2 separate regions of the Homo sapiens genome follow, and region 2 is linked to region 1. Evidence: chromatin contacts called from ENCODE Hi-C or POLR2A ChIA-PET data. All regions are on one chromosome and are shown on one strand. Each heading gives the region's core, a stretch centred on a gene start or an enhancer-like site at or near the end of the contact. The rest is flanking DNA. Distances are from core to core; before and after follow the strand shown.

What was found. Hi-C counts contacts between places; a loop is a spot of excess contacts on that map. ChIA-PET counts read pairs that join two places held with the same protein, here RNA polymerase II (POLR2A). Pooled maps may share reads with other maps.
Region 2: a pooled map shows a loop between it and region 1 (2.1-fold over the local background). The contact joins two enhancer-like sites. A Hi-C loop is called at or near these places in 1 of 37 single-sample maps with no recorded cell type and 5 of 50 pooled maps. POLR2A ChIA-PET finds 5 or more read pairs at or near these places in 11 of 52 experiments (CD4-positive, alpha-beta memory T cell, GM10248, GM12878 and 7 more).

Annotation. Positions count from the first base shown.
Region 1 is chr19:1,926,477-1,932,839 of GRCh38, forward strand. No RefSeq gene overlaps it. Among named protein-coding and RNA genes, the nearest start is that of CSNK1G2, 12 kb to the right of the region's middle. RefSeq lists enhancers at 2,285-3,167, 3,266-3,355 and a silencer at 2,874-3,168. Within about 2 kb of position 3,020, at least 2 of the 41 ENCODE cell types and tissues checked have a DNase peak (open chromatin) inside an H3K27ac peak, as active enhancers do.
Region 2 is chr19:2,027,797-2,034,159 of GRCh38, forward strand. It overlaps LOC107985278 (a long non-coding RNA gene), which reads right to left. Exons shown (of 4, transcript XR_001753845.2): 2 at 912-1,038. Among named protein-coding and RNA genes, the nearest start is that of BTBD2, 15 kb to the left of the region's middle. RefSeq lists an enhancer at 761-1,395. Within about 2 kb of position 3,220, at least 3 of the 41 ENCODE cell types and tissues checked have a DNase peak (open chromatin) inside an H3K27ac peak, as active enhancers do.

The DNA.
Region 1 (6,363 bases), core at 1,770-4,269:
GGTGGGCGGATCATCTGAGGTCAGGGGTTCAAGACCAGTCTGGCCAACATAGTGAAACTCTGTCTCTACTGAAAACACAAAAAATTAGCTGGGCGTGGTGGCACACGCCTGTAATCCCAGCTACTCGGGAGGCTGAGGCAGGAGAATCGCTTGAACCTGGGAGGCAGAGGTTGCACTAAGCCAAGATTGCACCATTGCACTCCAGCCTGGGTGACAGAGTGAGACTCTGGAGAGAAAAAAAGGGGGGTTGTGGGGTGTGGTGGCTCACACCTGTAATACCAGCACTTTGGGAGGCCGAGGCAGGCAGATCACCCAAGGTCAGGAGTTCAAAACCAGCCTGGCCCACATGGTGAAACCCTGTCTCTACTAGAAATACAAAAATTAGCCAGGTGTGGTGGCAGGTGCCTGTAATCCCAGCTACTTGGGAGGCTGAGGCAGAAGAATCAGTTGAACCTGGGAGGCAGAGGTTGCTGTGAGCCAAGATAACGCCACTGCACTGCCACCTGGGTGACAGAGCAAGATTCTGTCTCAAAAAACAAACCCAGCCGGGCGCGGTGGCTCACGCCTGTAATCCCAGCACTTTGGGAGGCCGAGGCGGGCGGATCACGAGGTCAGGAGATCGAGACCATGCTGGCTAACACGGTGAAACCCCATCTCCACTAAAAATACAAAAAATTCTCCGGGCATGCTGGCGGGCGCCTGTATTCCCAGCTACTCGGGAGGCTGAGGCAGGAGAATGGCATCAACCTGGGCGGGGAGCTTGCAGTGAGCGGAGATCGCTCCATTGCACTCCAGTGTGGGCGACAGAGCGAGACTCTGTCTCAAAAAAAAAAAAAAAAACCAAAAAACAACAAAAGAATAAACTTACTACATGTTAATATTTTTTTTCAAATACTTTGTTTTTTGAGACCGAGTCTCACTCCGTCGCCCACACTGGAGTGCAATGGCGCGATCTCCGCTCACTGCAAGCTCCGCCTCCCGGGTTCACGCCATTCCCCTGCCTCAGCCTCCCGAGTAGCTGGGACTACAGGCGCCCGCCACCACGCCCGGCTAATTTTTTGTATTTTTAATAGAGACGGGGTTTCACTGTGTTAGCCAGGATGGTCTCGATCTCCTGACCTCGTGACCCACCCGCCTCGGCCTCCCAAAGTGCTGGGATTACAGGTGTGAGCCACGGTGCCCGGCCTCAAATACATTTTTTAAACAGGAGGATGGGTGGCATACTTTTTTAAATGTGTGCAAAACTCTTGAACATCTGGCTTCATAGAGGACAAGAGGGATGGCTCAGCAGCTCTGTCGCAAAAGGGTGTTTTACCACAACAAAGATTGAGGGCAAATGGTCTATCTAGGATGTGAGCCCAGGAAGTACCGAAGGGGTGTGGGGATGGGGAGTGGCCCATAGGGAGGCATGAACAGGGAGGTTACAGCTCCAGGCTGCTGGAGCTCAGTCCCTCTGAGGATCTGGCTCAGGTTGTCGTCCGGAGGTGAGGGAGCTGGGGTATTTATCCTCCAACTCCCCTGCAAATGGTATGGGGGCTGGGGAGGCTTAGCTCCGCCCTCAGGTAGAGAGTCATAGATGCTGGTCTGTGTGTGTTGTGCTTGTGTTGCGTGTGTATCGTATGTGTGTGTGTGTATGTGCATCTGTGTGTCTATGAGTGTCTGTGCTTTATTACAGATTGAATTAGGTCCTCCCCAATACCCATATGTTCACACCCTAAGCCCCAGGACCTCAGAATGTGACTTTGCTTGGAAATAAGGTCATTGAGGATGAAATTATATAGTTAAGATGACTTCATTCTGGAGTAGGGTGGGCACTGATCCAGTGTGACTGGTGTCCTTTACATAAAACAGGAAATTTGAGCTGGGCCCAGTGGCTCTCACCTGTAATCCCAGCAATTTGGGAGGCAGAGGCAGGAGGATTGCTTGAGCCCAGGAGTTCAAGACCAGCCTTGGCAACATAGTGAGACCCTATATCTACAAAAAAAATTAAAATTAGCCAGGTATGGTGGCATGCGCCTGTAGTCCCAGCTACTCAGGAGGCCGAGGTGGGAGGATTGCTTGAGACCAAGAGTTTGAAACCAGTCTGGGCAACATAGCAAGATCTCATTTCCACAAAAAATACAAAAAGTGTCAGGGCATGGTGGCACATGCGTGCATTCCCAGCTACTCAGGAGGCTGAGGTGGGAGGATTGCTTGAGTCCAGGAGATTGAGGCTGCAGTGAGCTGTTAACGGCGCCACTGCACTCCAGCCTGGGTGCCAGAGAGAGACCCTATCTCAAAAAAAAAAAAAAAAAAAAAAAGCCAGGTGCAGTGGCTCACGTCTGTAATCCCGGCACTTTGGCACACCGAGGCGGGTGGATTATCTGAGGTCAGGAGTTCAAGACCAGCCTGGCCAACATGGTGAAACTCCGTCTCTACTAAAAATACAAAAAATTAGCCAGGCGTGGTGATGCACACCTGTAATCCCAGCTACTTGGGAGGCTGAGGTGGGAGAATCGCTTGAACCGGGAGGTGTAGGTTGCAGTGAGCCAAGATCACACCACTGCACTTCAGCCTGGGTGACAGAGCAAGACAAAAAAAAAAGGGAAATTTGGGACACAGACACACACAGGACGAACACCATGGTGAAGCTTTCGCAAGCCAAGAACGCCGGTCACCGCCAAGAGAGGCCTGGGACAGAGTCCACTCGGGCTCAGAAGGATCCAGCGTCGCTCACACCTTCGTCTGGGACTCGCAGCCCCAGAACCGAGAGAGAATAAACAGGTGTTTGCGCCGCCGGGTCTGCGGTACCTGTCAAGGCAGCCCTAGCAAACCGATGCGTGTTTGCATGTGTGAATGCGTGTGTGCGTTTACATGTTCAGGAGTGACAGGTGCTGCAGGGTACTGACGGGGACCGCAGCCTCTGCTGTGCGTCCTAAATATCACGCCCCTCTTTCTGCAAACTGTCGCCCCAGTCACTGCCCCGTCTTCCCTTCGGAGGTCGACCCCGCCGCCCTCCGCTCGGCCGCCAGAGGGCGACCTCGGACTCCAGTCGGACGGGCTCTGCCCTGGCTCCCGGGCTTCAGGTTCTAATAGAAACTCTCGCAGGGGTGGGTCACGCCTGTAATCTCAGCCCTTTGGGAGGCTGAGGCAGGAGAATCTGCCGGGAGGCAGAGGTTGCAGTGAGCTGAGAGCGCACCATTGCACTCCAGCCTGGGCGACAAGAGTGAAACTCCTTCTCAAAAAAAAAAAAAAAAAAAGAAAAGAAAAGAAAAAAAATGGGGAGTGTCCGCCTCTGGACAAGGTGCAGCCGGCATGATGTGGCTCCTGAGTGGCCACGTCCCCTTCAGGGTCACAGGGGCGATCCAGGGAATGAGGAAAGGAAGACGGAACTGCAGGCATGGCGGGGGACCTGGCGGGCAGCTGGGGGCATCGTGTGCCCCCCCCCATGGCTACTGCCCCTGGTGGTGAGTCCCCGGGGTGGGCATCACTAAAAGAGTGACTGTGATGGCTTCATTGGGCTGGGCCCTCCAGGCTCCCCCTCCACCCCTGCCACTGAGCTCCACGCCCGGACCCAGGCCTGGGGGCACTGCAGGGACGGATCCTCAACCCTCTGGCTTCAGCTTCCATCCCAGCGGGGTCCAGCTGGGGACTTGCACCAGGGGGCAGGGGGCTGGGAGAGTGAGGGAGGAAGAGTGAGGGAGGGGAAGTGAGGCCGATTGTCGGTCCCTGGCCTCCTCCCTCTAGAGGACAGCCTGTCCATGGGGGTCCCTCTCTGCAGCCCATCCCCCACCTGTAAGGCGCCCACTGTTGCCAACCCCAGGGGCTGTGTCATTCCGCGTTGCTGCCCCTCACCCTGCCTACGCCTCCACAAACCCCACTGCTAAATCCTTCTTCCACATGAGGGAGCCATCGCCTTCCAACAGCAATTTAGGAGGGTGAATGTGATGTTTGGGATGTCTCACGATTTCCCAGCATGAACGCACAATCTCAAGCTGTGTGTGTGTGTGTGTGTGTGTGTGTGTGTGTGAGAGAGAGAGAGAGAGAGACAGACAGAGAGACTCACTCTGTCGCCCACACTGGAGTGCAGTGGCACAATCTCGGCTCACTGCAACCTCCACCTCCCAGGTTCAAGCGATCCTCTTGCCTCAGCCTCCCAAGTAGCTGGGATTACAGGTGCACGCCACCAACCACACCCAGCTAATTTTTATATTTTTAGTAGAAACTAGTTTTTGCCATGTTGGCCAGGTTGGTATCGAACTCCTGGCTTCAAGTGATCCACCCGCCTCAGCCTCCCAAAGTGCTGGGACTACAGGCGTGAGCCACCCAGTTGAGTCATTTTTTTCTTTTCTTTTTTTTTTTTTGAGACGGAGTTTTGTTCTTGTTGCCCAGGCTGGAGTGCAGTGGCGTGATCTCGGCTCACTACAACCACCACCTCCTGGGTTCAAGCAATTCTCCTGCCTCAGCCTCCAGAGTAGCTGGGACTACAGGCATGTGCCACCATGCCCAGCTAACTTTTGTATTTTTAGCAGAGACAGGGTTTCTGTTTCTCCTTGCTGGTCAGGCTGGTCTCAAACTCCCAACCTCAGGTGATTCACCCGCCTCAGCCTCCCAAAGTGCTGGGATTACAGGCATGAGCCACCATGCCTGGCCCCCCAGTTGAGTCATTTCCAGTCTTCTGAGCCCCAGAAACTTGATAAGATGTCTGTTGTTTTATTTATTAATTTTATTTTTGTTTTATTTATTTATTTATTTATTTATTTATTTGAGATGGAGTCTTGCTCTTTGCCCAGGCTGGAGTGTAGTGGTGCGATCTCGGTTCACTGCAACCTCTGCTTCCCAGGTTCAAGAGATTTCCCTGCCTCAGCCGCCCAAGTAGCCAGGACTACAGGCGCCCGCCACCACACCCAGCTAATTTTTGTGTATTTTTAGTAGAGATTGGGTTTCACCATATTGGCCAAGCTGGTCTCAAACCCCTGACCTCAGGTGATCTGCCTGCCTCAGCCTCCCAAAGTGCTGGGATTACAGGCATGAGCCATGGCTCCCAGCCTCTTCTTTTTTATTAAAAAAAATAATAATTTGTTTTTGCTTAATTTATTTCACCAGTCATATCACAAAGACATGTGTTGTTTTAGGCCACTGAGTTTGGTATAATTTGTTATGCAGCAGTAGCTGACTGATACAATAGGTGTTCCTGGATTATCTTCAGAAACCTGATAATAATATGTACACTAACTAGGGCTGTATCAGGGTGCATGGCAGGGTTTTTGAAGGCATTTTAAAGAGGTTTAGTTCCTGTCCTCAGGAGCTGCTGCCTAGTGGGGCAGACAGACCATGAATATCCATCATGGAAGGCAGAACACATAAGTACATGGACGAAAGCAGTTCCAGAGGCTGGTGGGTTGGATTCATTTGGCCTGATGTATCATGGAGTCCTCCCAAAAGAGGTGATCATCTGCCTGAGCTTTGCCAGACCTGTTGGGCTGAGAGAAGCCAGACAAGGCTCAGATGGGTGGAGGGTCAGGGTGGGTTGGAAAGGAACAAGTCAGTATGGGTGCAGAGGGCGTCCTGATGGATAGATGGGGCTGCGAAGTGGAACCAGCCATTGAGGCAGCCTCGAATGCTGTCCCCATTGTGGGGACTTTGAAAAGCCACCCTCCTTTGAAACACAGAAGGGGCAAGGAGTAAATTTATATTTCTTTTTTTCTTTTTTTTTGTTTTGAGACGGAGTCTCACTCTGTCACCCAGGCTGGAGTGCAGCGGCACCATCTTGGCTCACTGCAAGCTCTGCCTCCTGGGTTCACGCCATTCTCCTGCCTCAGCCTCCCAAGTACCTGAGACTACTGGCGCCCGCCACCATGCCTGGCTAATTTTTTGTATTTTTAGTAGAGACGGGGTTTCACCATGTTAGCCAGGATGGCCTCGATCTCCTGACCTCGTGATCTGCCTGCCTCAGCCTCCCAAAGTGCTGAGATTACAGGCATGAGCCACCGCGCCCGGCCAATTTATATTTCTGGTAAGGGGTGGGAAGAAGGAGCTTTCTCAGGCTGGAGGGGAGAGAAGACAGATGAGCACAGACACTCCTGGCAGCGGCATGAGGGCCGGGGAGCAGGTGCAGGGCACAGCGGGGCTCTGCAGGGCGGTTGTAGTTGGTGAGGACCACTGGAGCAGGGCCTTGAAGGGCGTCACCCCTCACCTGGCTGCCTCTGGGCCATCCTCCAGTCTGCCAGGGACTAGCAGAGGGGAGAAAGTGGGAGAGGAATCATTATTTGATGACCTCATTCAGCCCTAGGGATTTGGGGTGGCTAAGGTAGAATGGCAGTGGATTATATCTGACATGATGCGGGGTGTCCGGGCTCAGCTGGGCAGTTCTGCTCCCTGTGG
Region 2 (6,363 bases), core at 1,970-4,469, 100 kb after region 1:
CTATGTAGCTGGGACCACAGGCAGGCACCACCACACCTGGCTAATTTTTTATATTTTTAGTAGAGATGGGGTTTCACCATCTTTGCCAGGCTGATCTTGAACTCCTGACCTCGTAATCCACCCACCTCGGCCTCCCAAAGTGCTGGGATTACAGGCGTGAGCCACCGCGCCCGGCCGACAAGCCCTCTTTGTTGATGTCTGTATCTTCTGCCATTTCACAAAAGGTGCTCACAAAAGGGAAACCGAGGCAGGGCATGGTGGTTCACACCTGTAATCCCAGCACTTTGGGAGGCCAAGGCAGGAGGATCACTTGAGCCCAGGGGCTCCAGACCAGCCTGGGCAACATAATGAGACCCCACCTCTAAAAAAAAAAATTACAAAAATTAGCTGGGCCTGGTGGCGCACACCTGAGGTCACAGCTACTCAGGAGACTGAGGTGGGAGGATGATTTGAGCATGGGAGGTCAAGGCTGCAGTGAGCCATGACAGCACCACTGCACTCCAGCCTGGGTGACAGAATGAGACCTCATCTCAAAAAAAGGGAAACTGAGGCAGGGGAGCGCTGGAGCTGTTGCCCTCACACTTCACGCGGGGAAACTGAGTCTCCCTGGGGGTGGCGGGATGAATGTACCCCAGGGCATCTTCCCGAGGCTGCCCACAGACCCCAAGCCCTGCATGGCAGGGAGTGAAATGTTAGCTTGATAGAAGGAATGAAGACAGCCAGAAATGGAATGAACAGGGCAGGCACCACCGGGGAGTCAGTGAGGTTCCAACCCAGGGGTGCCAGTTCTATCCGGCCACCCAAACCCCAGGTGGGAACACTCGTATCAGCGGGACCCCCAGCTCACCCAGGCTTCCCCGACACAGGGAGCTGGCCCTCCCACCCTCCCTTCCTCTCTCCCCAACGCTTACCCCATCCCAGCTTTGACCAAGGAGGTAGGTCCTTCCTCACGTCTGACTTGATTCCATCACACTTCACTTTAAACAGGTTTCTCATTCTTCAGGGTGAGTCAGAGACCAGGACAGGCCACAGGGTTGCCTTTGGCAAGGGGACAATTAAAGGCCAGAATGAAAGGGGCTGATCCAGCAGGAGGGATCCCTGTGGTTAGTGACAATGGCAGGAAGTAAAATTTGTGTGAGTCCTTTTATGCTGCAGAGGGAGGAGAGACATCCTGCTGGCCTTCTCCCAGTCCTGGGGCAATAAATTAGTCCTCAACACATTTTGTTTCTGTTTTGAGAGGGAATCTCGCTCTGTCGCCCAGGCTGGAGTGCAGTGGTGCGGTCTCTGCTCACTGCAAGCTCCACCTCCCAGGTTCATGCCATTCTCCTGCCTCAGCCTCCTGAGTAGCTGGGACTACAGGTTCCCGCCACCACGCCCGGCTAATTTTTTGTATTTTTTTAGTAGAGACGGGGTTTCACTGTGTTAGCCAGGATGGTCTCGATCTCCTGACCTCGTGATCTGCCAGCCTCGGCCTCCCAAAGTGCTGGGATTACAGGCGTGAGCCACTGCGCCCGGCCCATTATTATTATTTTATTGTTTTTTACAATAGAGACGGGGGTCTCACTGTGTTGCCCAGGCTGGTGTCAAACTCCTGGCCTCAAGCGATCCACTGGTCTCAGCCTCTCAGTGTTGGAATTACAGGCATGAGCCACCGTGCCCGGCCATTATTACTATTATTAATTGAGACAGGGTCTTAGTTTGTTACTAAGTTTGTTACTTAGTTTGTTACTAAGTTTGTTACTTAGTTTGTTACAGGCTGGAGGGCGGTGATATGATCATAGCTCACTGCAGCCTCAAATTCCTGGGCTCAAGGGATCCTCCTGCCTCAGCCTCCCGAGTAGCTGGAACTACAGGTATGTGCCACCACACCTGGCTAATTTTTGTATTTTTTGTAGAGATACGGGTCTCACTATATTGTCCAGTGTGCTCTTGAACTCCTGGGCTCAAGCAATCCTCCCACCTCAGCCTCCCAAAGTGCTGGGATTACAGGCGTGAGCCATTGCATCCAGCCTAAATAAAATTGTTATTATTATTATCCATCCGGGCATGGTGGCTCACACCTGCAATCCCAGAACTTTGGGAGGCTGAGGCGGGTGGATAACCTGAGGTCAGGAGTTTGAGATCAGCCTGGCCACCATGGTGAAATCCTGTCTCTATTAAAAATACAAAAATTAGCCAGGCATGGTGGCGGGCACCTGTAATCCCAGCTACTTGGGAGGCTGAGGCAGGAGAATCGCTTGAACCTGGGAGGCGGAGGTTGCAGTGCGCCAAGATTGCACTACTGAACTCCAGCCTGGTGACAGAGCGAGACTCTGTCACCAAAAAAAAAAAAAAAAAAAAGACCAAGTGCGGTGGCTCACGCCTGTAATCCCAACACTTTGGGAGGCCAAAGTGGGTAGAGCACTTGAGGTCAGGAGTTCAAGACCAGCCTGGGCACCATGGCAAAACCCTGTTTCCACTAAAAATACAAAAATTAGCTGAGTGTGGTGGCGCATGCCTATAATCTCAGCTACCCAGGGGGCTGAGGCATGAGAATCGCTTGAACCCAGGAGGCAGAGGTTGCAGTGAGCCGAGATCTCGCCACTGAACTCCAGCCCGGGCGACAGAGCGAGACTCCGTCTCAAAAAATAAAAAAATAAAAACGATGGCACTGTGAACGGGTCTGTTGACTATTTCTTGGTCTCTTGGTTTATCTCCTCCCAGCTCAGGCTTGCTCCTCGCCACAGTGGGGCTCAAGGCAGTTGCACCTCGGCACAATTTTCTTTTTTTTTTTGGAGACGGAGTCTTGCTGTCTCCCAGGCTGGAGTGCAGTGGTGCGATCTCGGCTCACTGCAAGCTCCTCCTCCCGGGTTTATGCCATTCTCCTGCCTCAGCCTCCCGAGTAGCTGGGACTACAGGTGCCCACCACCATGCCCAGCTAATTTTTTGTATTTTTAGTAGAGACGGGGTTTTACCGTGTTAGCCAGGATGGTCTCGATCTCCTGACCTTGTGATCCACCCGCCTCGGCCTCCCAAAGTGCTGAGATTACAGGCGTGAGCCACCGCGCCCGGCCACCTCAGCACAATTTTCTTCGTGGTTTTAGCTTTTTCTGGAAAATCGACTTAATCCGCCTACCACAGCCACTCTGCTTCCTGTAAGGCCACTTTCCCTGGGTTCAGAGAGAGTCCTCGCTCCTCTAGCGCTGCCTCACTTTGTAGGATTGGCGCTGGCCACACTTCTTACAGAAAGGCTTTTGGGGCCGGGCACGGTGGCTCACGCCTGTAATCCCAGCACTTTGGGAGGCCGGATCACCTGAGGTTGGGAGTTTGAGCCCAGCCTGGCTAACACGGTGAAACCCCATCTCTACTAAAAATACAAACAATTAGCCGGGTGTGGTGGCGGGCACCTGTCGTCCCAGCTACTGGGGAGGCTGAGGCAGGAGAATGGCGTGAACCCGGCAGGCGGAGGTTGCAGTGAGCCAAGATTGCACCACTGCACTCCAGCCTGGGTGACAAAGCGAGACTCCATCTCAAAAAAAAAAAATAAAAAAGGCTCTTGGGGCCGGGCGCAGTGGCTCACGCCTGTAATCTCAGCACTTTGGGAGGCCGAGGCAGGCGGATCACCTGAGGTCGGGAGTTCGAGACCAGCCTGGCCAACATGGAGAAACCCCGTCTCTGCTAAACACACACACGCGCGTGCACACACACACACACACACACACACACAGAAAAAGTTAGCTGGGCGTGATGGCCTGTGCCTGTAATCCCAGTCACTCAGAAAGCTGAGCAGGTGAATCGCTTGAATCCGGGAGGTGGAGGTCGTAGTGAGCTGAGATCGTGCCACTGCACTCCAGCCTGGGCAACAGAGGGAGACGTCGTCTCAAAAAGCACCTGTGTTTTCGGAACATTCACCATGTTTGCAGGAGCACTATTGGCACGGAAAAAAAAATGTTTTGTTTTGTTTTGTTTTTTCTTTTTGTTTTTGCCAGAGTCTTGCTCTTGTTGTCTAGGCTGGAGTGCAGTGGTACAATCTCAGCTCACTGCAACCTCCGCCTCCCAGGTTCAAGCGATTCTCCTGCCTCAGCCTCCTGAGTAACTGGGATTATAGGCGCCCGACACCACGCCCGGCTAATTTTTTGACTCTTAGTAGAGACAGGGTTTCACCATGTTAGCCAAGCTGGTCTCGAACTCCTGACCTCAGATATCTCCCCGCCTCGGCCTCCCAAAGTGCTGGGATTACAGGCATGAGCCACCACGCACAGCCAAAAATGTATGTTTCTAAAGAACAGCTTTGGGGTTTCAAAGAAATTGTGAAGGTCACAGGGTTTCCGCACAGTCCACACCCCACACCTGGTTTCTCTGACAATCTGTGTGGTGCAGTAGCATGTGCTGCTGTCTTTTTAAAGGATCCCCGAATCACTGCTGCAATGTAGAGGTGATTTTGCCATGAAGGATTCAGTTTGCTCCCACCCCTGACCCGGTGGGACACGTGGGCAGACCCCGGCCCGGGCACCTGTGCGCCAGAGCTGGTGGTTCCCTTCACAGAGGGGCAGACTGGGCTCTGGAGGCTGGGGGTGGCCTCGGTCACCGCCTGTGAAAGGCTCCCAGTTCCTCCAGCTCCAGAATTTTCCTGCCACTCTACAAGAAGAGACTGGAAGAGGGCGGGACTGGCAGAGAGGAAACCACAAAAACAGGATTGAGAGCAGCAGCTCAGAAGACAAGCTGTTCCTGGCAGGCGGCCGGGGGCAGGCAGCGGTCAGCGGGGGGGCCTGGCAGGGCTGGGCGGGGCTCGGTGCCACCCGGGAGGGAAGTGACTTGGCCTATGGCACCTCCCACACTTCCTACACACAAGCCAGGCTGGGCAAGGGACAAGGGCAACAGGCCAGGGAGCCCTGAGGATGGCCGGGTGGGGGCCGTCTGTGTGCCTTCATTCATTCATTCATTCAATCTGTTATGTGCGAGTTCACAAACTAGGACAAAGGAGGAGACAGCTGAGCTCAGCCCACCTTCAAGGGTGGCAGATGAGTAACCCAGGGCGAGGAACATTCACGGATGGTCATGCGGCTGCAACACGGCCCGAGCTCCTAGGGAGCACCTCCAGAAGTGATCCCAGATCCGGGGGCTGAAGGGTGCAGAGGAGAAACCAGGTGCAGAGGATGTTGGGGAGGCCCCGCTGGAAGGGGGAGCAGGTGCATAGGCCCGGCATCCAGAAGGAGCTGGGGCTGGAGAAACTGAGAGGAGGGCAGAGTTTGAGGGGGAGGCTTGCAGGCTGGGTACTCTGAGCCTTGAACTCCTGGGCTCATGCAATCCTCCCACCTCAGCCTTCCAAAGTATTGAGATTACAGGTGTGGGCCACTGTACCCAGACTAAATAAAATAATAATAATTATTATTATTATCATTATTATTATTATTATTATTATTAGAACCTAAACTAGGTGCCAGGGCAGCCAAGAGCACTTTGTTTTTGTGCTGTGGGCAATGGGGAGCCATGGGAGGTGTTAGAGTAGGGGTGGGCTGTGATTGGTTTTAAGTCACTAGGAGAAAAGAGGCAGAGGCAGGAATGGGGGCTAGAAGGTCAGCAAGGAGTCTGGGGCCTTGGCCTGGGGTAGCAGTAAGGGGGAGGACAAAAGTGGGGGTGATTTTGAGAGGAGACTTGGGAGTTGAGATTCAAAGGGTGTGATGGGGGGAAAGGAGGAGAAGACAGGGAAGACCAAAGCCAGAGAGAAGAGAGACCCTAGGGATGGGGCTGAGGAGAGAGAGCCGTCCCCAGCTCGGATGAGGCTCAGACAGGTTGGCCGCAGCACCCAGAGAAAACCTGGGAGCTGGGACCCTCTGGGTTTCTGGGGGCTGCCACTGTCCAGGGTAGAGGCCTGGCCAGGCCCCACCCTGTGGTCATCTGGCCCAGCCCTCTGTTTTCCAGATGGGGAAACTGAGGCCCAGGTTGGCAGTCATCTTGCCAGCCCCATAGCCCCTTTTCCAGGGGACAGCTCGGAACCTCGATTTCCAGTCTGTGCCTTGAGGCTGTGGGGGAAGCTAACGGAGGACCCTGAGCCCCTCCCTCCCACTGCAGCTGCAGAACAGGGCTAGAAGGACTTCATGGGTCATGGGGTTCAGTCGGGACTGTGGGGTAGCCACGAAGTGCCCTGCAGGGGGTGACAGACCCCCGGTGCCCGGCCCACCCTTCACCTCCCCCAGCAGTTAGCCCTGCAGGGCTGGGCCCGTCCTGGCCATGGCCGTGGTCTCTGCTCCACCTGGGTCTCCCCGGACCCTTCCTCCTCTAGGCCCAGCTGGAATCCACCACCCCCGGGGCCATTCACATGAAAAGTCCAGAACAGGCAAATCCCCAGAGACAGAGAGTGCACTAGTGACCACCGGGGGCTGG